Regions from separate parts of the Mus musculus genome. Here regions 1, 2, 3 and 5 are each linked to region 4. A link is a loop called in an ENCODE intact Hi-C map of the cell type or tissue named here. Cell type or tissue: left cerebral cortex. All regions are shown on one strand. Region 1 overlaps Chl1 (cell adhesion molecule L1-like). Region 2 has its middle 200 kb from the start of Chl1. Region 3 overlaps Chl1 (cell adhesion molecule L1-like). Region 4 holds the start of Chl1 (cell adhesion molecule L1-like). Region 5 overlaps Chl1 (cell adhesion molecule L1-like).

Region 1 (5,000 bases), 160 kb before region 4:
ACAGTCCTGATTTAGAAATTTGGGTTTCTAAATAAAAGAATGAAAATGAAGAGGGAAATAGAAGAAGACAAAGAAAATGTAATAAAGACAGCCTCTGATCTCCTGATAATTAGTGCTGTTTATAGCTACTGCTTTCACCCTCTAGGGAGAAAAACACTTCTTGATGATGCTCAACTGTTCCCACACAGGTGTGAGGAGACTGAAACATGCTTCTGAGTGTATGTTTACTATTTTCTCACTAAAGTGAAATTATTCAATATTCTTAATAAAAATAATATTTACATCTCGGAACCACTAATAGCTATTTTATAAATAGTGGAGATAATTTGTTCAAGAAACCTATATCCCTTTGGAATCCTACAGTCAACATTTTAAGTTGCATAAATAATTTTACTAGTATAATATTTTTTGCAACATTTGCAGTTCTTTTTGAAAGCTTTAGTCTTAATAGTCAAGAAAACCGAGGCCAGATTGTTAAAATATTCAGCTACCGTAGCAACGCAGCAGCCATCTGGAAGGATTTTCTAACAGTCAGCAACTCAGGGTTAGAAGCGGCTAATAATTATGTATGTGTGGTTCAAGTGTGTGTTTGTGTGTGTGTCTGTGTGTGTGTGTGTGTGTGCTAGAGAGGCACCAGGGGCAAGGGAAAATATCTCCATCAAAAGATGCAGGAAAAATTATAGACAAGTGTCAATTGATGTCTAAAATTATAGTGCGATCTTTCAAATTTCCCTAAATGTCTTTTTGAATAACTTATTGTCAGAGGAATATATTATTATCGATAGATGTTGATGTTAATATCTAACATTGTATTCTGTTCTAAAAAGATTTGCGTTGTTGATCCTAACAAAACAAATTCCTCCCTTTTAATTTTCCTGTTCTTTCCTTAACTAAGAAAACAGTATAGAAAGGGCTGAGAAATTGTGTTAGTCCAAACAGACTTGACTCAGTCAATTATTGAAACATTTACTTGTGAGTGAAATTTGCCTTTGGAACTCTTTTCTCTTCCACTAATTAAAACAAAAGGCCACCATGGACATGCTTCTGGCACAGAATGAAGCTTTAAAAGAGAACTTTATCTGAATATTAATGGAGACCCTATAGTTCTAGTTCATGAACTGGCAGCCTGGGAGAGACAATCATCCTCCATTGGTAAGCCAACACAGCACTAAGTACAAAGGTCCAAGAGAGTGACTACTGCATTATCTTATTGCCACAGTTACTTCAACCCCAGAGAGAAAGCCTGGTTGTGACTGGATCCTCAGGAAGGAGTCTGTGTCAATCAAATTTACAGCAAGATCAGGCAACCTCAACTCCAGCACTGCAGCCACAGCCTGGATATCTAATTATTGTGAATGCTACTCATGAGAGTAATGCCATCATCACCAAATTAATTCCTTTCTTTCTTTCTTTCTTTCTTTCTTTCTTTCTTCCTTCCTTCCTTCCTTTCTTCCTTCCTTTCTTCTTTCTTTCCTTTTCCTTCCTTCCTTCCTTCCTTCCTTCCTTCCTTCCTTCTTTCTTTTCTTTCCTTTCTTTCTTTCTTTCTTTCTTTCTTTCTTTTTTACATTCCTTATTAGACATTTTCTTTATTTACATTTCAAATGTTATCCCCTTTCATAAAAAAAAATGGCAGAAAATCTCAGTTGATCAAAAGAGTTCAGTTTTTATGGTTAGAAGATGAAAGTAATATATTTGGTACTATTTGATAAAAAGTATTAGTATTTGCACCATGTGGTCTCTTCATACATACTCTAAGTGATGTATTGAGTACCAGGGTACAGAACAAAAAAAAGGCTCGAATGAGGAAAAATGTAAGACGATTCATCTGACTGTGATCACAGACACAGAAACTGAGTGGCAAGATTAGCAAGCACTCCCCACCTCCTTCCAGGGTCCTTGCAGTAATGTTTGATTTCACAAACATGACCTTATTTATGAGCATCATGTGTGCATTATAATAAAAACCATTTCATGCAATAAAACCTTACAGGAGGCTAGGTTTAATGACATTTTAAACTGGCCATGGAGGTGGTGTATGTTTAGAGACTAAGCTGTCTTCTTGACATTTATGCCTTCCATATGGTTTGGGGTGATAAATTACAAGACTGATTAATTAAGTGTAGTGTTACTCAGTGCCCACATTACAACTAAAATTGCAAGCTAATGATCAGCTTTAACACCTGCATTGTTGAAGCAAAGGTCTGTGATGGCATGCACTTGTTTTTTTACTCCGAAGTAGAAACATAAATCCTCATGGAAGGCGTACCTTCTACTGTGACGTGAAAATCATGACTGGCTTTCCCCAACAAATTGTTGGCTGTACAGCGATAATTTCCTCTATCCTGGTAGGAGATGTTTTCTATCTTCAATGTCTTTTCATGAACTTCAATTGTTGCTCTTCCCTCTGGTAATTCACTACCTGGTTTGCTCCACTGGATATGTGGAGTTGGTCTGCAAGAAATATAATTAATGAATAGATAAGTAAATGTCAATTATAAGTAATATCTCATGGTGTACCTATTATCATGCTGAGTTTACATATGCAGGAAGTTTTATCAGCCTTACCAATGGACACATATCAAGTTTGAATAAGCGTGTTTCATCATAAGCTCTTTTAATGGTCTACTCCCTAGGAATCTTTTCCGTTCTGGAAGGAGGCTAAGTCTACGTGAGGGCTGAATCAATGAAGCTGTATGCAAAATGGATAACTGAAGTCCAGAGAAATAATATCACAAGGTATTTGTCAGGTGTGAAATTCTCCCCGTGGTGGTCAGAGAGCAACAGCTCCTTTCCCTGTGCGACTTCCCACACCATGGCACTGCAGCCAGCAGAGGCAGGCAACAATTTCCCCTTGAATCCTAATGAAGCCAATTTTGGCTAGAGTGGCTGAGGAGTGGAGCCAAGTGCGTGGGCTGGGTGGAGGAGCAGCTCTTTCACTTTAGGACAGCTTGGAGTGCCCAGCACAGACCTTGATTTCCTGCTCTGCGGAAAGAGGGAAGGAGACAAGAACCCGGAATCTCCCTAATTCCGGAGCATTTGGGAGATTGCTTCACAAGATCAAAACAAACAAAAGCAATACAAAAGGCAAGGATTACCTTACCACGTGCCTCACAATGAAGGGAAACAGAATCTAGGGCCAACATGTGAGGAAAACCCCCTTCTCATAAAAATGAGAGTGGAAAAGTGACATCCAATGAAAACTGTGACTTCATCGTGTTGCTGATAAGCAACTCTAAGTGGCAGACAACTTATTTTTTCTCCTCCTACAGGATTGGAAAGCACATAATTCTGATATTTACCATATTTCTGGTTTCTAGTCACTACACTGAGAACAATCTCAGGGTGACATGGATTACTGTTATCATTTAATCACTATCAAACCCAATGCTCCCAGAAGGTAAATAAGACTTATCAGATTCAAATTTACATTGTTTTCTTAGTGGGTTCCATAAGAGTCCATCCTTCCTAACGGTATAGTCTTATGCTTGTGGTCAAACTTGCCATTGGTCAGGAAGTATATAATAATTTTTCAAAATGTATTATTATTATATGTTCATGAGTGTTTTGCCTGCATGTATGTACATGCACTACATGCGTGTCTGATGACCTTGGGGCCAGGAGAAGGCATTGGGCGCCCTAGAACTGGAGTTCCAGATGGTAATGAACCACCATGTGGGTACTGGGAATCAAGTCAGGTCATCAACAAGTGATCTTAACCACTGAGCTATCTTATCTGCCCAGCCCCAAGAATTAAATCAATGTCTCAAATTTTTTATTTCAGTTATTTCAAATTACTTGCTCACACTGATAATGAATAAAATAGCTCAGTTATTAGGAAACAATGACATTGGAGGTAAATATAAAGTTCTTTCTTACAAACATTTGCTATTTTTCGGTCAAAGCCAAAGTGGTTAACCTCACAGTTTTCTAACAATCTCCTTTTTGACCAAGCCCAGCACCCGTGCTCAGCAGATATCCTTCGGAAATGGTCACTGCAGTCAGACAGACACATATGGGAGTATATTGATTATCAGTTGAATTCTACAGAGCATGCCACCAAGCAGTGGTGGGATTCTGAATCTCCTACCTGCTTGCCTTTTATACCATCTGTCAAAATGGCCATCTGCCAAGTGACAGGTTGCCCTGGGCCTCTGTTCCTCTCACACAGATTTTCATGAGTCTGTGCTTTAGCAATGCAAGCACCTCAGTTTCCTGAATTTCTTCTTTTATTTCTGTTCTTGAAAAAAATCATTTGTCTATCTCCTCACTTCTTATAAACAAATTAAATTATTTAAATCCGGTGAACATGACATCACAGGTAGGGACAATTTATTCAGCTAGGTTAACAGCTCTTCTATCCTGGACAGCTCTGTTTTGTTTGATTCTGTGCTTTATTTTTAAGGAGTACTTGCTAACAGAGTCTGAACAACGATGGATTGAGGAAACATTGAGCTATTTAATGATTTTTGTCTGTTTTCATAACTTCAAATATTTGTTTCAGTTTTTACGGTGGTAACTTTTCTTCTGATTCTTGGTGAAAGCTGTAGGATCCATAGAAAGCTTCCATCCTTAAGTTCATGATGACTCCGCTTTCATTTCACACAGCGTGAGTGTGAATTATTAAAACAGCACATTCTCACTGTCAATAAGGTGGCAGGGATGCGACTATATTTCTCAACTAATGAGAGTCAAATATCAGTTAACTCTTCACCATTTCCAGGATATCTATAAGCTCCCAGCTTTCCAACATGCATGTGTCTCTGGAAGCTTCCCTCACTTAATTAGTAGTATTAGTGTGTGTGTGTGTGTGTGTGTGTGTGTGTGTGTGTGTGTAAACAGGATTGGGCGTGTTAGTGTGCATATATGTGCATACAAGCACAGGTCAGAGGAGGAAATCTGTGTTTTGTGTTCTGCTCTCTCACTTGGAATTAATCTCATCCCCTCCACATCCCTGCCAACTGCTAGGTGGGTTTGCATCCAATCTGACTTTTTTTTTAATT
Region 2 (5,000 bases), 210 kb after region 4:
CTGTCTCTGCCTCCCCATTACAAAGACCAAAGATGTGGGCCACTACTCCTGGCTTTCGTTTGGTTGGTTTCTTTGTTTTGTTTTGAGACATGGCTTTACACCCTAGAAGCTGACCTTGAAATGAATATATAGCCAAAGAAGACCTAGTATTCCAGCTTCCTCCTCCTCTTCCAGCTTCTTCTCCTCTACCTCCTAGGCTGAAGATTGTGATTACAGGCTGGCACCACCCCTCTCCTCACTACTCTTGAAACAGTGTTGGTAGCTTTGGATAACAGGAAACTTTGAGGTCTTCCTGTTCTAATGCTGCAAACAAAATACGTGAATAAGCTACATAACATATATATATATATATATATATATATACATATATATATATATACATAACATATATATATATATATAGTAGCAGTTTTTGAACTTTCCCTCATGAAACTTCAGTGACAATAGGCGTTTATGGAAAGTCTACCTAGTAACTTTATGTGTGCAGCACATAGTTCCAACAGCCAACCCCTTTCATCAGAAGAGAACAAAGGAATAAAACCACAAGGTGATGTCAATAACTTGTTTCCTAGCTGTACAGCAGGCAGGGATTTTGTAGATGTTCAGAAAAGGTCATGAGTGTATAGTTGTGGAACTCTGAATATTAAAATGACTGTGTCCTTTGTGCCTGACAGGATCCTCAAAAACTGTAGAACCACAACTTTAAACAGTGAGCAAAGAATAAGGAGAAAGTAGAGAGAAAAGAACATGAGAAGCAGGGGATCTAGGAAGAGTCTGAGAAGGAAGAGGAGGGAGTTGGGGACATTTAGAAAGAGAAGGACGAGAGGAGAGGGCACAGAAGGGAGGAGGAGAGAAGGGGAAGAAATTACCTCCCAATTCTAAGAAAACCAGGAGAGAGATTTAAAGTGAAACCCTTGCAGTGACCAGTTGTGTCTTTGTAAGAAAGTAAACGGCATTTGCAAAGTAGGCTGTGACATTTTCCAGCAAAGAATGCTAAGTTAAAATTGAAGACAGGCATAAAATGAGCTTTAAATAGATTAGCTGAAAATGGGTCCTTTACACAAAGCTACTGACGCTAATGGAGTGGTCATATTAGTGCAAAAAACATTTTGAGCAATATTTTATAACTTCCCTTGTGTATGAAATCCAGTCATTTATTGTAATATCCAATATCCACAACTGTCAAAGAGCGAAGAGAGTGAGACTATTGTGAAGAAAGAAAGAAATAAGTGATTGTTCTCTTGCTAGCCCAATCATTTTGGCTTTATTCAGTGATTTTAATTTGGAGTGCCAGTCTTTCAACACAGAAAGAATGAGAAGAAAGAAAAGGTTGATGGTACTTAAAACAGATTTTCAAATGATATAGCGAGAAGAATTGCTATAGTAGGGAGAAAGGAGAAAGGCGAAAATAGACCTCCCATAGACTTTCCATTTTGAACTCAAACAGGGTACAGTTGTGTTCTCTTGTTTACAAGAGGGGTCTATGATTCATCAACCCTGTGTCTCTGTACAGATGGATAGGCATACAATACAATATCACTTCTCCCCATCCTTCAAACTCTCCTAAATATATTAGGTTGGCACACACATATACAAATATATTTTAGGACACACATTAGGAATACATACTACTTCACAGGCAAACTCAGGCACATATATCACACATGAACACACCACAACATACATCTTACACACACAGCATGTAAGTCCACCAGTTGATCACACACAAAGCATAGCTACATATGTGCCTATGTTTGTGCACATATTTCATGCAACCACCCTTGCATTTGCTTTTCTTCATGGGTCCACCTCATATATAAAATACATGACATTTACATAAGGATGTGTGTTAATATTAACACAGAAAGGTACACACATTGCCCCAGCATTCCCATACATATCACGACACATATATGTATACAAACATGAGCTCATGGATTAGTGTTCACAGAAATATATTCACAGACATAGTCTCAGAAATAAACATCCAAAGACTAGTGAGAAATAAAATAATCTGTATTATGATCTTTGGGAATTTCAGTTACAATGAAGGAAAATAAACAAAGACAAAGAAAGCCGATACAAAGAGCAAAATAAGCCCTGGAGCTTTTTCCTTGCAGAGGGGGATGGCTATTTTAATTCAAAGGGAACCCGTTTTTAATACCATAACAAGTTATAGTAGGTGTGTCTCTCTGTAAAATGTCAGGCAGTGATGCTTAATCCGTTAAATACACAATTCAGTTCCCAGCTGAGCTGAGCTACTCGATCAAGGTCACAGAGGACAGTTACCAGTAGGGGCCTGAGAGGTTTTGAAGCAGGAACCACAGGACCACTCCCTTAGATTCTCCCCCAGTATTTCATTTCACAGGCAAGGAGAGGAATGTGTATTTAAAACAGGATTTCTCCATTTAAAATTCTATTTAATTCATCACCACCATCGTAATTTTGACTGTGTGTGTGTGTGTGTGTGTGTGTGTGTGTGTGTGTGTGTGTGTGTGTGTAGGGGATCATCATTTATAGATGTGCCTGATGCATTTTAAGCATGCTTACACATACAGAAGATTGAGACAGCGTGCTGAGACTGGTGGTCTCTGCTTTAATGATGTCAGACAATGTAGGCTGATGGTGCCGTGTGATGATGCTGTTTTAAACATTAGTGATAGTAATTTAAAACGGAGAGACCCCAAAATCTTCCTATTGTGTGATATTTAGTAATGATGCTTTTGTGTTTATGAAGCAAAGGGCCTTCATAGTGCCAGTCTAGTTAGAAAGCATAGTTTCTTACTGCCCCCTGGTGGTACCTATTAGGAATAACTCTCTCATCACAGAATAAAAGCCAATGTTTTAGGGTAAATATAAAAAAATCTTTGATACTGAAATTTTCTTCACTGATAAAATGTTTTAAATGACCTGTAATATGGCATTAGGTAATTCCCTTTTGTCCCATGAGCCAAAAATATTTCATATACAAATGACTTAGATTTGCATAAATTAGTATTTCTAATTAATTCTGTATCTATTTACGAGTGAGCAGAGCCATATCTGTTGGTGCATGCGTGTAATCTTAGCTCTTCACAAAGCTTAGACAAGAAATGTGTAAATTCTAAGCCCGTCTGCCTAACTTAGAGAGACGCTGTCACAAAATTACAAACACTTCCATAGTCTCTTATAACATTCTACATATAAAGTAATGCATAATTCACATATCACACAATATTCTGCATGACATTTTGTATATGAAATTCCACATAATTCACATAATACTGAAAATATTCTGTATAACATGTTACATATAAATTTTTGCATAATTCTCATAATCTCTGTATTTGGGAGGTAAAAACCAAGGCCCATCGTCATCATCTTTGGCTACATCAGTCTGGCCTACATGAAAGTACATTTAAAAAAAAAAAGGATAGAAGATTAAACTGAGGAATACAGTACTTCCCTGGTCTAATTTAACCCCAGACTGAATTATGCACTGGGGACGATGCATCGAATCTATTTCTCATGTTGTCTACACAAGTTTGATCACCATTTGCCACCATAATCTCCTGATCCCTCCGAGGTGACTCCAATCTGTCGGGAAAGTCCTGCTGCCAAAGTCCAAGTCTACATTACTGGATAGCACGATGCAAAAATAGTGGACTCCCTTTGGCAGCAGAGTTCCCTCTTCTCTTGGGGATCCCAGAGGCCACATAGAATACCTGAGAATGTCAAGTAGTCCTGCACCTGAAACTCCTGGGATGCGTCCCCAAGCTGATGAGGCATCTCAGGGGTCTTAGACTTCAGCCAATGACCTTTGCCCACCCTGGAGATCATCACCCCATTCCCCAAACTATATAACCTTTGGTTCACCATGAATAAAATGCATTCATATGAGCCCACTCTGAATAAAGATATACTCACAAGCTAAGTCTCAGAGAGCTGTTTCATTGAAGGATTTTGCCTAAAAAACTGTAATACTAAGATCACTAGAGAAGACCCACCAAGCGCCTCCAGTCCTACCGGATCCTTCCTGTTCTGGACTCTGCTTCATCCTTCCAGCCCAGTGTGCAGCCCTGTCTGGTCACCTTGAAAGGGAGAAAACAGAAGACACTGAACCACACTTCTGAACCACACTATGAAATCACACCACTCCTGTGCTCACCTGTGCTCTTTCTAAGCTATGTGTCTCATTTCACAGTAGTGCGCTCCACCTTACCGAGCTACTGCAGACTTCTTGCTTGAATGTATCTGGTTCCTTTGAAAGTATGCCTTATTTCTATTCCAGTGGCCACTACTTGGGAATTGAACAATTAAACATTCCTTCCTATTTTGTTATAAAATGGTATTGATCACACAGAAAATTCCAATTCCATAATCATATATGGAGGGGAAGACATCAAAATATTTACTCCCTATCATCTATCTATCTATCTATCTATCTATCTATCTATCTATCTATCTATCTATCTATCTACAATCTTCATTATCTATTTATATATCATCTACCTATTAACTCTATGATCTATTTATCTATCTATCATCTTTGTAATTAACTATTTATTGAAAAATAATCATTCCTCAAATGGTCACTATTCCAATTCCTTAAAACTGCAAATACATAGGTTATATGTCAAAGATAATGATAGAATGACAGCTTGGGGTGCGAGGATAAAGGATAATGAATATTGGGTGGCACACTGGACGCTCAATCTCAAGTCTGCAGTAAATCTTGGCCTTAAAAGAAAATAGTAATTATATAATTTGAAAGCAATGACTACCAGGCCTTGGCATTCCATGTGTATTGAAGAAAGCTAGAATAATTGCTCCAGGTAAAGGTTGGAACACCTGAGGCTACCAGCAACTTCTGAGCAGCTCCAGCAGAGAGGTCATGAGAACAGTGTCTGGAGCTTAAATAAGGAGTGAGTCCTGCGTCGTGGTAGTAAAAGTGATGACAGAGTGAGAAACATTACCAAGTAATAGGCTGACATTGAGAGAGACTGCAGTCATCACCCATA
Region 3 (5,000 bases), 170 kb before region 4:
GGTCCAAACTCTAGTACCTCATAAACAAACGAACCATAATATTTCTCACTCAACCTCTCCTATCAAAACCCTATATGGTTGCTCATCTGTCATCATTAAAATCCCAAGACCTTGATCAGGCCTTGTCATTGTCTATGCTCTGATGCCTGCATCTAGTGAATGATTTTACCAGCTGACTCATGCCCTTCCTTATGCCCTGGACTTAAGGCAATCAGTTCTGTTTCCTTTTATTTATTTATTTTTTCTCCAGACATACCTGGGGAGTCTTTTCCTTTCTCTCCTCTCTACTTCAAAAGTACTCACAGACATCTGATGGCAGCCTACTTCCTCACCCTTTTCATCTCTTGAAGTATGTACTTTTATAACCATAAATCTACCCTGCATCTCGAACTTTACACTCTCCTTAGTACCTACCTACTTCCTATGTATGAATTTCTCAACAACATGACCTTTACAACTATGTCTTCTCTTGCCATTTTATAACTCACTGAATCCAATTAGTGCTGTCGGTAGCTGCATAGGGCTTATCCACTGAAGCATGCAGCCTGCCACTTGTCATACACCAAAAGAAACATGTCTTTTCTCTCATAGCATCCATCAAATACCAACAACTTCTCAGCTCGGGTTGATGTCTCATAAACCTCCCACACCCACCAATGCCCGAGTTTTGATGGACAGATCTTAAGCAGTTAAAATATGTGCTGTGAGTTCACAGGTACAATGGCTACTTCCTGTCCAGAAGACAGCATTTCCTACCACTCCTTCCATCCCTCAGCTTTTATATTGCTTCAGCTCCCTCCTCTGTAATACTCCCTGAACTTCCAAAACGGATATAGATGTCCCATTTATGGCTGAGGACACATTGTCAATTATTCTCAGCATTTGCCCAGTTACAGGACTCCATATTAACCACTGTCAATTGGAAACAGAATCTTCTCTGAACAAGCCAGAGACCCCCCTTAATCTTGAGAGCTCATAAAGGTGGCTGCCTTGGCCCACCCTACAGGCACTTTAGTATTAGATGAGTGATCCAAGTAGAAGCACTTGAACTCCTCGTCCTCCTGCACCCACCTCCCATAATTAATGGTTTAAGCCAGATCCTGTGCAACCCATTCTAGGAATGGTGCTTTTCTCAAGCAACATAACAAACCCGCAAGTCACAGCTATTTTCATCTCTGTTTTATTTATGAAAAACAAAACAAAACAGGTTTTAAGAGGCACAGTTCCATTCCCAGTCCCACAGTTAGCAAATGTTAGGATGACCATGCAAACACAGGCAGTGCGGCTCCAGAGTTCATAAACCATCCAAGAACTCCACAGATAAATTATGACTTTAGGTAGCTGGCTAATTAATCTCCTTCAAACACTACCAACTACCACTGCTTCCATTTTGCAGCTTGGAAAACCCACGCTAAGATGATCCAGTGACGAGTTCGAGGCCACAGACCTGGGAAGAGTTGCAGCCCAGTGATGACTTTGGTTTATGAACCACAAGGAGACATGGATAATACGTGGAACCATGACTAATAAATAAATGGGGACCCTACACCTGCACTTCCTATCTTTTCCTCCATGGAGCTACTTAAGCAGAACATAACATTTAACATAGGTTCTGACCTTCTGCCTGAACAAATAGCTTCAAAATAGCCTCAGCTCTGGGTTCAAATGAAAACCTCTAGGGTTTGGAGACTGGTGCAGTAAGGAATCTGGCCCCCAGGCCTGGTTCATTTCTGTTTCTCTGTGGCCAACAAATGTGGACAAGATTCAAGGGGATGTTCTAGTGTTGTCAACAGCAGCCAGGGAGCTATTGTGTCATGTATAGCTTTGGGTATCACATGTGTCCTGGCCACAACATGGAGATAAAATGTGAACAATAAATATTCTGGGCAGGGGCAGAGTTAAGGATTGAGGATGTTGTAAGGGTGCAAGAAATATCAACTTTCAACTTTCCTCTCCTGGGTTACTCTATCATTCCTTCTCAAGGGCAGGAGCAAGGGTTGGTGTATATTAATCCTCTTCCTAATTCAGTCATTACTTAATTATACAAATAATTATATTTAACAATATCTACCTACCTATCTATCTATCTATCTATCTATCCATCTATCTATCTAATAATATAATTAACTTAGTATATCCATAAACACTATCCATGTGTTGGTTGTCATCAATCAAATTACCAATAAAGAATCACCTGGTGATTTTCTGGCACTGTATTATGCTAACACAGCCCAGCCCATCTACTTCATACATCCCCAAACTGTGATCAGATGTGATCCCATTCAACTGCTGTATTCCCTAGCATGTCATTCTCAGGCCTTTTGTTAGGTTGTTTTTAACTCACTTTCAATCGGCAAGCCATTGAGTCTCCATTTGATTGTGGGTTGAGGTTCGCCTTCTGCTTCACACAACAAGATGCCACTGCTCCCCGTGCTGTACACGGCACTCTGAGGCTTCTTTTTCCAGCGTGGAGGCTCTGAAGACAAAACAAAGAAATTTCCAGAAGGGTTCTGCATAGCCAGAGATGCGACGACGTTAACAGGTCTGCATTTCTACCCTTAACCAGCAGAGGGCAGACACTACCAAGTATTCCATAGCAACTGTGGAATAGGTTCTACAAAGCAAGATGGCTGTATTTGTGTGTGTGTGTGTGTGTGTGCTTACATTACACTCTAAACATGTATATAAATCTGCATACCAGAAATATACAGCTGTCTTAGCTGTATATATTAATCTTACTGAAATATGAGGGAGGGCTAAGCAGATGGGAACTCATTTAGGGCTGGCTGCTCTTTCTTTTCAGGCTGAAGCGAAGTAGCTGAAAATGGGGCTATGCAGGAAATAGATTCAGAGAGCTTTTTAAACAACAGTAAAATTTGTGAGACCTTGTTCCTTGATTATTGACTCTAGCATTTACATGTCATATGTATAGCAATTTGCATAACTTATCAAGTTGGAAAACATAATTTGCTTTGCAAGAGATGTTCTTCTTGCAAAGGGGCAGAACGGGATCCTGAGAACATTTGACATTTATCACTGGAAGCAAAGCAGTAAAACTAGGGACAGATGATCTTCATCTCTTGATGCACAAAACTTCAAATGTGTAACTCTAAATGGAGTCTCAGAACAGAGCAAGACAAGTGTTCTCATTGCACACGTTACTGTCACATCTTGTCACCATCAGGGCACCACGATGACAACAGTGAATATAAGACTAGAAGGATGCATGAATATTATTATTTTTGTTGTTGTGATTGTTTGCCAACATATATAGCTATGTTGCACTTTCTTGGATACCTTATACCCATAGAGGACAGAAGACGACATCAGATTTCTTGGTTGGGGTTACATAGTGCTGTGAGCTACCATGTAGACGCTGGGAACTAAACCAGAGCCCTTTGAAATAGCAGCTGGTGCTCTCCTACCACTGAGCCATTTCTTCAGACCCATGTGCATAATTGATAATTAATCTCAGAAGTGACTTAATAGAATTTTAAAGTAGTATTTCCCATCAACTTTAGCCTGCTCATTTCCCTGCAAGAACTATGGATTTTTGTGTTGATTAAAAAAAGAAACTTTTTAAAAGATATGAACATATATAAAGTGAAAATATCTTTTAAATGATTTTAGTAAAAGAAAGAAAGGTGATTACATGGGAAATTAAATTTATTAAGGGGTAAGAAAAAACATACAAACAGGTAATTCTGGCAAATCTATGTGATAAAAGAAATAGCAGCCTTATTTATAATAGCCAGAAGCTGGAAAGAACCCAGATGTCCCTCAAGAGAGGAATGGATACAGAAAATGTGGTACATTTATACAATGGAGTACTACTCAGCTATTAAAAACAATGAATTTATGAAATTCTTGGTCAAATGGATGTATCTGGAGGACATCATCCTTAGTCAGGTAACCCAATCACAAAAGAAGTCACTTCATATGCACTCACTGATAAGTGGATATTAGCCCAGAAACTTAGAATACCCAAGGTACAATTTGCAAAACACAAAAAAATCAAGAAGAACGAAGACCAAAGTGTGAATACTTCATTCCTCCTTAGAATAGGGAACAAAACACCCATGGAAGGAGTTACAGAGACAAAGTTTGGAGCTAAGACGAAAGGATGGACCATCCAGAGACTGCCATATCCAGGGATCCATCCCATAATCAGCCACCAAACCCAGACACTATTGCATATACCAGCAAGATTTTGCTGAAAGGACTCTGATATAACTGTCTCTTGTGAGGCTAGGCCAGTGCCTGGCAAATACAGAATTGAATGCTCACAGTCATCTATTGGATGAAACACAGGGCCCCCAATGGAGGAGCTAGAGAAAGCACCCAAAGAGCTAAAGGGGTCTGCAACCCTATAGGTGGAACAACAATATGAACTAACCAGTACCCCCAGAGCTCATGTCTCTAGCTGAATATGTAGCAGAAAATGGCCTAGTTGGCCATCATTGGGAAGAGAGGCCCCTTGGTCTTGCAAACTTTATATGTGCCCGTACAGGGGAATGCCAGGGCCAAGAAGTGGGAGTGGGTGGGTAGGGGAGCAGGGCGGGTATAGGGGACTTTTGGGATAGCATTTGAAATGTATATAAAGAAAATATATTTTTTAAAATATTTTTATTAGGTATTTTCCTCATTTACATTTCCAGTGCTATCCCAAAATTCCCCCATACCCCCCCAACTCCCCTACCCACCCACTCCCACTTTTTGGCCCTGGTGTTCCCCTGTACTGGGGCATATAAAGTTTGCATGACCAATGGGCTTCTCTTTCCAGTGATGGCTGACTAGTCCATCTTTTGATACATATGCAGGTAGAGTCAAGAGCTCCGGGGTACTGGTTAGTTCATAATGTTGTTCCACCTATAGGGTTGCAGATCCCTTTAACTCCTTGGATACTTTCTCTAGCTCCTCCATTGGGGGCCCTGTGATCCATCCAATAGCTGACTGTGAGCATCTGCTTCTGTGTTTGCTAGGCCCCGGCATAGTCTCAC
Region 4 (5,000 bases):
ACTTTCATTCTCAGAAGATAAACTTAGATGTTCTTTTGATCAAAGGGATGTGTTAATTCATTATTCTCTACATGGTGCTAATGAGAAAGCTATAATTAACTAACCACACTATTAAAACACACATACAATAAACTGCAGCAATTAGTAATGTTTAAAGTGATAACCAGCCCCCAAATTAGAAAATACAGACTCTTCCCTCTACTAAATATATTCAGAAAAGAGAAAGCACCATATCTAATTAAATTGAGAATTGTTTCCAGTCCCTCCCAAGGGGAAGGAAAGACACGTGATCCCCAAAATGTGAGAGATTTCACTTGAATAGTAGAGAAAATGGCTCAGTGCCAAGTCTACTTGTAGGTAGGCTCAAAGTGCTGGTGAATAATGTAATCTTGTCTTTCAAAGAATGCTTAGCATAATATTTTTTCCAGGAATGAATAGAAAGAATATCATGCTTTCACTCATTAGCTGTGTTAACTTAGCATATTGTATGTAAATCACCAGAATAATTGCATTCTCTTCAGACTGAATTAGGATGAAGCTGTAATCAAAATGTTCATAATTGAAAATACAGTATTCTCAGAGTTGGTTTGAAAAAAAAAAAGGGAGCATAGAACACTGATTGAATCAGAAAATATAGTTCATCACTGCAAGCAGCCTCAGTAGAGAGACAAGTGCATCCTCTTGATTATACCTTGACACGTTAATTAGTTCCCCAAATTCAGGGCTCAACACCTTCCAATCTGTCACGTTTTTCTGCCGCCTCCCTTTGTCTGCCCTAATAAGCCTTTTCCAAGTGCAAGGCTGCTTAGATTTTTAAAGTCAAATAGAAAAATGGTGAAAAGTGAAATCTGTCTCCAGAGCAGATGACGTTAAATCACAGTGTTGGCTGTCATCAATCAAAGGGCAAAATAATTCCCAATAAATAGAACATTTAGTGCCAGAGCTCCTGGGAAACAATATGTAAATGATTCCATGAATTTCAGACAAGCTGTCACACTAATTCCTCAAGGTCCCTTTTAAAGCTGACATGCCAACTGTGGATGTGGGTGCTTCAGTGCTTACAGTAAAGCACCACTCTGCCACCTGAACCGCATCCCACAGCGTATTGTAGACCATCATCCCTCCTGTCTGACGTCAGTTGCTCTTACTTAATTTTTCCCTTCTCAGTTAAAACTCACAGGACAAAGGTTCTTAGCTTACATCTTCAGAAAAATGAATCGGGTTAAATTATTTCAGGGAAGCAACTTTAGGTCTAACATATCTCCTATCTTCAAATATCTCAGAAGGAAATATAAAGACAGGCTTCTATACAGGTAATGCTTTTCTCACTGAGATAGACTTCAATAAGTTATATATGAAAATATTCTTTAAAACTGATTTAAAGCTAGTTGCCTAATTGGGGTGGGGTATTAGCATACAGATACCAGCACGTTGTGCATGATGTGATTTCCTGTTGCACAATGCCAGATACATAAAACGTATACAACCATGAGGCACTTGCAAGGAAGGAAAGGATCCTGTGAGTGTGAACACAGAACAGTCTGGAAAAGAATGTGTTTAATCTTCATAGTCTTCTGCATTTTCTGAAAGAGAGTCTAGTCAGCTGCCACAAACTGTACCCCCAGCTCCCTAGTAAGGGCACCTCATGCATTAGATGACAGTTACTCCGGAGCATCCACGTGATGACGGGAGGGCAGACTTTGCCATTAGGAGAGGTGAATGTATTGGAGCACGAAAGACCATGAGAGGGAAGATCTAGGTATATATTAGACTCTATAGCCAAGTTAAATCTGGAAAGCAATAGGTCGATGTTATCACAAAGGGACTGAAACTGAGACAAGCCCAACTGCACCATAAACAGGTGAGAGGTGGAGCTCAGATCCTACAAACAAAATTATGGGGGAGGGGCGAAACTGGATTCTCTTGTGATCAGTGGTTTTCCCTGGGCAGCTTTCTAAGCTCTGTCCAGCACTGGACTCGGAGCTAATCTGCTAAGAACTGCTCAGGTTTTCTTTCTCAATCTGCTGCAAACCAGATTTACGAGTGGAACAGAGTATCAATAAATTTAACAAATGTCATTTTCTAAAATTAGATAACACAGAATTTTGCCCTCAATAAAAGTGCCGAGAAAGGACAATCTACCGTATCTAATTAATTTGCGTATTAATTATAACAGCAGCACCACCAACAACAACTAACTTCTGGATAATTATTTCTCATCAGAGAAGGAGGGTAAACTGTCTGCTTGGATAACCTCACTCCAATCTTCCAACTCAAAATGGGATGAATTGATACCCATTAGTAAGAGAGAAACTGAGACACAGAATAAATAACTACTCTAAGCCACACATTCCAGAGTAGATAGGGCTGGAACTCACAGCCAGGCGCGCGCTCCAGCGCTCTACCTTGATGTACCTCCAAGAGTTACCTAGGTCAGCACCCACGCGCACGCGCAAATCTCCCACTATTTCCAGCAGCGGGAGCGCGCTGTGGTGCACACGCCTTCCGCTGGCTGCTACCAGCCAGCTCTTCTCAGTTCTGGCCTGCGGGGCGGTATTGATCTCCTTTCTCCCCAGGCAGAGTCGGAAGCTCCTTCCCCGCCCAGCCGCTCAGTGCCACGCACACCTGCTCGTGCTTGCTGGCTACTCGCACTCCCCGCCCATCCTCTCAACCCGACCGCAGACCACCCACCCAGCTCCCTCGCTGCTTTGGTCTCCAATACCTGAATCATGGTGCCGCTGCTCCTCCCGCCCCAGATTTTTCACAGGAATTCCTCAGCTCTGCCCCTCGCTGAGAAAGTGAGGTTCTTCTCAGCCAAGGGACCCAGGGATGAAGACAGCCAGGTTTCCCCAGCCTCTCGGCTCCAATCCTCTTTCTCCAAATCAATCATTTGCTCCCTGCTCTCTCCCTACGCACACTTTCACTCACGGGAGGAAAAAATAGGAAGAGACAGAGAAAGAGGATAGGAGAGGCACAAAGAGGAAAAAGGGACTGTCCGTGACTGGCATCCCTAGCTCCCGGGGCTTGGCTACAAGGGAGTCATGGCAACCGGGGGACCCCCCGACCTGCCTTCTAGCCCCCACCGTGTTCGGTTGAGATGGAGTGCTCTGCTTCTATCTTTTCCCTAAGCTGGCAGTTCACAGATCGATCATTCATTCCAAGCTGTAGGCATTTAGGGAACACCACTGCAAGCAAGATGCATCTCTAGAGACTTAACAGCTAGATAGGGAATTTGGGGCTGGGGTTAGAAAGTCTGGACCCCAACACCTATAGGGGGTTAGTGGAGAGAAATGTAGTACTTGCCCCCCACTCCCTGAAGGCTATGGTCTATGGAGGGTATGCATCCTCTCCCTAAGGTAAGGAGGCGGGCGGTGGCTATGTTGGAAGAAAGACAAATCAGCCTACCGAAGGTTGGCAGCTTGGAGGTGCAGGGGTCCCCGAAGCTTGTTTACTCCATCCACTGACCTGGAGCTGTCAAAAAATCCAGCCTTAGCCACCTGCGGCGGTGCTACGAAAGGTGGCGCCTCTTCTCAGGTTAGGGAAGGGACCTTGAGCCACTCCCATTTTGGGCAAGGACGGAACCCAGGGATGTGCACCATTTCCCTTTCATAAAGAGTTGCTCTTCTCCCAGGAGCAAGCCCTTGATTTCCTTCCACCTCCCTCAAAGAGTTGACTAAAGGGCAGATGGAGAGAGTCCCATTTCTTGTAAGGCACGCGCAAATAGACTCACCTGAGCCGCCTCTTGACATCCGATCTGTCTGGTACCTTCTCTTGGGAAAACTTCTCCTAAAGCTGGATCACTGGGGCAAAGGGGACCAACGAGGTCCAGCGCCTCTTGGAGAATCCAAGGGAGTTTCTAGTTGGGCGCTTCCCGCTGATCCACACCCCGATCTGCCCACAGAGATCCCGTCTGCCCCCTCCTGCTGTTGGCACAGGTCTCCAGAAGGCTGGACCTGTTCGAGCTTGTACCGGTATCCACGCCCTCCTGCCGGAGACGACTAGCTCGCGCCTCTTTTCTGCTGTCCCCGGGATCTGCTCTGCCACCCTCACCCACACGGCTTCTTTTCCCTCCCTCTTACACACACTCCCTTGGGACAAGAGGCAGCTACAGGCTTGAGACTTTGGTTTTATGAAAAGCGAGGGACAAAGAGAAAACTTTGCTTGTCATTTTTAACATCTCTAAGCCCTCAAAGAGACAGGGTAGCTGCCGGGTTCGCCTTGCCACTGAGAAACCGAAAAGAAACCCCTCCCCTCTGCTCCCTGGTCCACCCTCCTCTGTCCACATTCCACACACAGGCTCCCAGTCTCTTTTACCCTTTGCTGTATGGCTGAGGGGTGTGGTACCTTGTACCACTTTTTTTTTTTTTTTCTTAAAGTCTTGCCGGTTTTGCTTCTTTATTTAGGAGGGCGATGGGACTTGCAATTTAATTTACAAAAGAACCATCTCCATTAGCTGTCAAATCAGTGCAGGCATAAATTTAAAAAGCTCTTCTACTGTTATCTAATGTACAATTTGTGCCCCACTACCATCTGGACTTCTCCAGATTGATCAGTGACGTTTTCCTATTTACTCTCTATTAATACAGCGCTATAGAATACAAGCTTTCCTTGCTTATTCCCAGCGCCAAAGCCCACTCCTGATGTTGTATGTATCTCTTTTTACCAGCAAACATGATGTTTGTTTTAGGGGTGCAGTAAAGAGGGGCTACAAACTTTGGCAATCTAACTGGTGAGCACACTCTTTCATTATTTTTTTTCTTCCACACATTGATGATACTTTCGAAAATGTTCATACAATGTTGCTTTAAAAAAAAAATCCTGTTGCATGTAAGTGCTCTTTGACAGTAATGGAATTACTGACTTCTAACTTTTACTCCACGGAGGTTTGATCTTACAGTCTTGTCTTGTTCTCATCTAGTGCACTAAACAATGAGGACATTTATGGCTCTGTGCTATCCTCAGAGTTGGATGTCATGACTGGGATCAACAAGAAGGACGGA
Region 5 (5,000 bases), 100 kb before region 4:
ATTTACTTAGGCAGGTTGTTTTGTAGTTGACTGCAAGAATGAAAAGACATAAGTAAATTATATTTATAATAATAAGGGAAGTACATATATCCAATATTTGCAACAGTATCTTGTATGTATGTTATGTATTTCTTTTAATTTATTAATTACAAAATTAAAAGTTTTGTTAAGTAAATTCTTCCTCATGCCCTTGAATTAAAATAATTGCTAATTTATTATTTACATTTAAATACAAAGACCCATGAACACATATGCACATAAATACCATGAACACACACTTATGCACACACATTTATATATATACCTCCACAGACATACAGAGATGCATACACATGCACACACACACACACACACACACACACACACACACACACTTGCTTTGTAGCACTAAGATCTACATTAATCTGTTAAGCCATAGAGGATCATTAATGATGTCACTTGTAGTATTGAGAAGGATTAAAGGCATCATCAGAATATTTTGCATGTGATTTCAACTATATTTACTTTTATGGCATTTGATGTTTAAAAGTACCAGCTGAGAGAGAAGTTCACTCACTTGCTTGGGAAAGCTTTAAACCCCATGCTTACTTCAGGAACAGAATGAGTGGTAAGACGTGAGAAAGATGAAGACATGACTCTTTCTGTAATTATACTAGTCAGCCATGACTAATTAGATTTTGTCACTCAATTAAACAAATAAGGCCAAGACATGAAAAGAAATGAAAAACCAAGGTCATCCAATGGCTTCCTGAGTGACACCAGGGATGTGTTTCCTCTTTCCTAACCTGGAAAACACAGAGAGCTGGTCCTCATTGTTAACAGGTTTCCTAAACAAAATGTTTGCAGTCATTTCCAGATACACTCAGAGTCAAAAACTGTATACTGTGTAATAAGCATTCCCTGGAGACTAAGAAAGTTATGATGTCTTCTCATTCCAGTTCTTGGACTGTGAGCGATTGCCCTTGAAAAGACTCTTTGGTTTTTCTAATTGCTATGCTTTCTTTTGCAGAGGGTATACAAAGAAAGGCCTTGTGCTCTGGAGAACCCAGGAAAGTTAAATACACAGCTCACCTCTGTATGTGTAGCTGCTCTTCCTGGACTGCCAGGAATGATGGGCTTTTACAATATGGTGATCCTTTGCTATCTGATGAGACAGGCTCTGCCCATATCTCCCAGAATTTATGTTTTTATCTATCCACTTTCATACTTAACCATGAGCATTTCTTTTAGACTATAAACTCACTCTTAGGGGTGATGTCCCCTGTGCTTTGCAACAGCCTAAGTGACTTCTATGTTATCTTAGGGTCTGGACAATCTTAACACTCACCAGTGTCATGTTTTGCTCAGTCAAGCTCCAAAGACCCTAAATATTGGGCACTATCTCGGAGTCAACAGTACTCATTCTTGTGAAGGAAGACAGATGTAGTTTTCAAGATTATCAATGTGAATTAGGCTTAAATTGTTGTACACTTGGGACAGAGCTAATTGTTATCTGGATACTCCCCCCCCCCCCCTAAAAATTGTGCTGTAATTAAATATGGCTTGATCTGGACCAGACTTGAAAACTTGGTCCCCCACTGATTGTAATAAAATTGGCCTAAGACTGTGATTGGTTTTTAGATGCCTGCTGTAAAGCCTACAGTGGAATTACCACATCGCTTGGTGACTGCACTATTTAAAATATTTGAAGTTTAGCAGTGTTATGTTGAAATGCTAACTACTGCTCTTGAGAACAAGATCCAGTTACGCCTTGTGCTTCAGACAGGCTGTGTACGGATGTATCATTTTCCTGAAAAACCATCTGTTTTTTTTTTAAATGTGTCCTTAAAGAGAAACCCATAAAAAACAATTAGTGTATGTGTTTATCACATGATAAAACCAACACCTGAGGTCAGTAGGAAGCAGCCTCTATGTTTCCCCCAGGATCAACCTCCTGTGTCGCTAAACTCAGTGTTTACTGCTAATGTTAGGGAGCATTGCTGCTGTGAATAATGAACTATGACTGAAAGTATGTGCTTTGTTTGTAATCAGTATTTCATATTTCCTCTTATTAGTGAATTAGTTTCAGAATAAAATCTCTTATCAAGAGAGGCTGAAGAACGAGGATTTGAAAAGTAATTCCAAAATGAAAAATCTCAAGTTTTTCTGTCCCTAAAATAAATGAAACTACATCTAAATTGTGGTTATTACTACTGTTGCTGCTGCTGCCACCGCCGCCTCCGCCGCTGCTGTGGCAGCTGCTGCTATCAGTACTGGAAATAGAACCCATGGACTTGTAGATGAGAGAGGGGCTTTACCTCACCTAGTTCTATTCGAAACCTCATTAGTGTGTACCTCTAGTCCCTAGAATATTATTTAAGCATTTGCTTCACCTGTCTGACTTAAATTAACAAGTCTGTTTAAAAAGAAAAGGATAAAGGAATGGAAGCAAAGTAAAGAAGGATAGAACACTATGGCTTTTCACAGGAGTTCTAGGGACCCAATTCCTATGCATTTCTTAGAACGCACATGCCATTTGGTGAGTTTTCCAATGCTTCTTTTCTACTTCTATAGAAAAGAATGGACTAGAGAAATTGGTAGAAAAATTAATTTAAGAAGTCAAGATTTGATTTTTTTTAAAAGGAGACAATATTTGTGCTAAGAAAGCTGAATTAAATAGAGTCCAGTTTAACATATTTCTTGGTTTCACAACTCAGTTTGTTCCCGACTCTCTGTAACAGAGAGCTGCTTCTTACGTAAAGACGTGTGTCTTAGGGTTTTATGGCTGTGATGGAACAGCATGACTAAAATGCAATTTGGCAAGGAAAAGATTTATTTGGCTTAGACTTCCAGATCACAATCAATCACTGAAAGAAATCAGGACAGGAATTCAGACAGGGCTGAAACATGAGGGAGGAGCTGATGCTGAGGCCATGGAGGGATGCTGCTTACTGGCTTCCTTCCCTGGCTTGTTCAGTCTGACTTCTTATAGAACCCAGGACTACCATCCCAGGGATGGCACCATCCAGGCTGGCCTGGTGGTCACAGAGATAGTGCCTGGGTGTTCGTGTTTTTAATTTGCTGTGTCTGAAGTAGTAGGCACTGACTCCTGAGACCATGGTCAGTCTCTGCTCTGTAGTCACAGCGGGCTGGTCCTCTCTCATGATCACTAATTGAGAAAATGCCCTATAGCTGAATCTTATGGAGGCATTTCCTCACCTGGAGTTCCCTTCTTTGTGATGACTCTAGCTTGTGTCAAGTTAACACACAAAACCATCCAGTAAAATATGTAAAGATGGGTGCTCTGGTTCTGTCGGTTTCGATCCTTTACTGGGAATGTGTGTGGACAGAACATCAGTATGTGCTGAGATCTAGGAGAGCATATAATTTTATGGCCGGTTTTCTAGAATGATGCTTTGGGAAAGAGATCGAGGTGCCTCTGTAAAAGTGTGAAAACGTTCTATGTAGATTATAAATGCTGATCTTCAGTTTGAGGTACTCAATTATTTTGTAACTAGATTTTAAAAGGAAGTACTTTGTTTCGTGAGTGCATCCTACTTTCTAACATGTATTTCAGGTTCTCTTTAAAACAGGTCTTCTCAACCTTCCTAATGCTATGACCTTTCAATACAGATCTTCCTGTTGTTGTGAGACCCCAACAATGAAAATCATTTTCTTTGCTACTTCGTAACTGGAATTTTGCTACTGTCATGAGTCATAATGTAAATATCTAGGTTTTCTTTTAAAAATTATCTTTTTTTTTAACCATTCAGTTCCTCATCCCATTCCTCCCTCCCCCTCCCCCTGTCTCCAAGAGGATGTCCCCACCCCTCAGCCCCTGCCACCAGACCTCCCCACTCGCTGGGATGTCAAGTCTCTCAAGGGTTAGGCGCACCGTCTCCCACTGTGGACTCAGTGTCTGAGAAATCTCAGAAGTCCAGGTTAGTTGAGATTGCTGGTCTTCCTATGGGGTCTCCCTCCTCCTCAACTTCTTCCAGCCTTTCCCTAATTCAACCACAGGGGTTGCCAATATCAGTCCATTGGTTAGGTATAAGTTTCTGCCTCTGTCTAGGCCAGCTGCTTGCTCTTACCCAGAATTATTCCTGTTTAAAAGAACTGCAAGGACAAAAATGGAAGAGACTGGGGAAAAGGAGGCCCAATGACTGGCCGAATTTGGGATCCATGTTAATGGGAGGTTCTAAGGCCTGACACTATTATTGATGCTATGGAATGCTTACAGACAGTTGCCTAGCGTATCTGGGTTTTTGATGGTCTTAGTCAGCCACTGTGAAAGATTCATTTAACCCCCCAAGAGGGTCACAACAACTAATAAACTGAGAACCCCTGCTTTAAAGAAAAAGCTTATACTGTTTCTGGTAGTGTATAGATGCAGTGTTGAACTTATATTCTTCAACAATCTGTGTTTTATGTAGATCCTGAGTTAAATAACTCTGAAAGTATGACACAAATACTAAAGGCCAATCAAAGGATACCTTATGAGTACTACTTAAGATTTGTATCTTTATTTTCTATTACAGGATATCAGTTATGCATTTGAGACTCTACTTTCTATACTTCTCATCGTTGTATAAAATCTTTACAAATTTCAGGTGCCAAACACCCAAAGAATTTGCAAGCACGCATGCACAATTTGCATACACACATGCAATTTACATTGTTGCCATAAGGTAATTAGCAATTGGTTACAGTTTGCTGCTAATGAGGTCAAGGTTACAGATTTACTGTTCCACTGAGTCTGTCTTTTGGCTCAGATCCATTGCTTCTGTTTGTCCCTGGACCCCTGGGCTGCTGTTCGTTACAGGAATGGCCTATGTAGGAGGAGACATGTATTTTGTTGCCAAACTTTAGTATAGTAGTCAAGGCTCAGCATTTTTCTGACAAGTGTCAGATGTGGAATGTACTCTATCTTTACATTGTTATCCCCATTTTAGAGATGTGTAAACAGTGGTATCTTATAAATCATTTACATAGTCACACAGCTGCAAAGAAATTTATTTTCC

The links. A loop is a pair of places that touch in the nucleus more often than their neighbours do. Peaks named below come from ENCODE experiments on the same cell type or tissue, not always from the same donor. Only the 100,000 strongest peaks of a DNase experiment are listed, where the experiment ranks them.
Region 1: it touches region 4 in a loop (3-fold over the local background); 6 of 42 quality-filtered maps call a loop at or near these places.
Region 2: it touches region 4 in a loop (5-fold over the local background); 8 of 42 quality-filtered maps call a loop at or near these places.
Region 3: it touches region 4 in a loop (4-fold over the local background); 6 of 42 quality-filtered maps call a loop at or near these places.
Region 5: a loop joins it to region 4, with 2.8 times the contacts of the local background. A loop is called at or near these places in 3 of 42 quality-filtered maps.

The regions. Positions count from the first base shown.
Region 1 is chr6:103,672,424-103,677,423 of GRCm38, reverse strand. Chl1 (cell adhesion molecule L1-like) reads right to left here. Exons shown (of 27, transcript NM_007697.2): 9 at 2,267-2,451. Among named protein-coding and RNA genes, the nearest start is that of Gm52915, 17 kb to the left of the region's middle. In left cerebral cortex, a CTCF peak has its summit at 2,825 (motif pointing right); DNase peaks (open chromatin) are centred at 524, 2,891 and 4,140; H3K27ac peaks cover 680 bases.
Region 2 is chr6:103,304,683-103,309,682 of GRCm38, reverse strand. No RefSeq gene overlaps it. Among named protein-coding and RNA genes, the nearest start is that of Chl1, 200 kb to the left of the region's middle. In left cerebral cortex, a CTCF peak has its summit at 2,800 (motif pointing left); a DNase peak (open chromatin) is centred at 2,668.
Region 3 is chr6:103,680,624-103,685,623 of GRCm38, reverse strand. Chl1 (cell adhesion molecule L1-like) reads right to left here. Exons shown (of 27, transcript NM_007697.2): 10 at 2,345-2,476. Among named protein-coding and RNA genes, the nearest start is that of Gm52915, 8.6 kb to the left of the region's middle. In left cerebral cortex, a CTCF peak has its summit at 2,558 (motif pointing right); a DNase peak (open chromatin) is centred at 2,572; H3K27ac peaks cover 284 bases.
Region 4 is chr6:103,509,880-103,514,879 of GRCm38, reverse strand. Chl1 (cell adhesion molecule L1-like) reads right to left here and starts at 4,004. Exons shown (of 27, transcript NM_007697.2): 1 at 3,731-4,004. In left cerebral cortex, a CTCF peak has its summit at 2,537; DNase peaks (open chromatin) are centred at 1,909, 2,550, 3,551, 3,976 and 4 more places; H3K4me3 peaks cover 3,173 bases; H3K27ac peaks cover 3,559 bases.
Region 5 is chr6:103,610,604-103,615,603 of GRCm38, reverse strand. The region is part of intron 2 of Chl1 (cell adhesion molecule L1-like); the gene reads right to left. Among named protein-coding and RNA genes, the nearest start is that of Gm24784, 24 kb to the right of the region's middle. In left cerebral cortex, no CTCF peak of the experiment used is centred here; a DNase peak (open chromatin) is centred at 2,936; H3K27ac peaks cover 1,110 bases.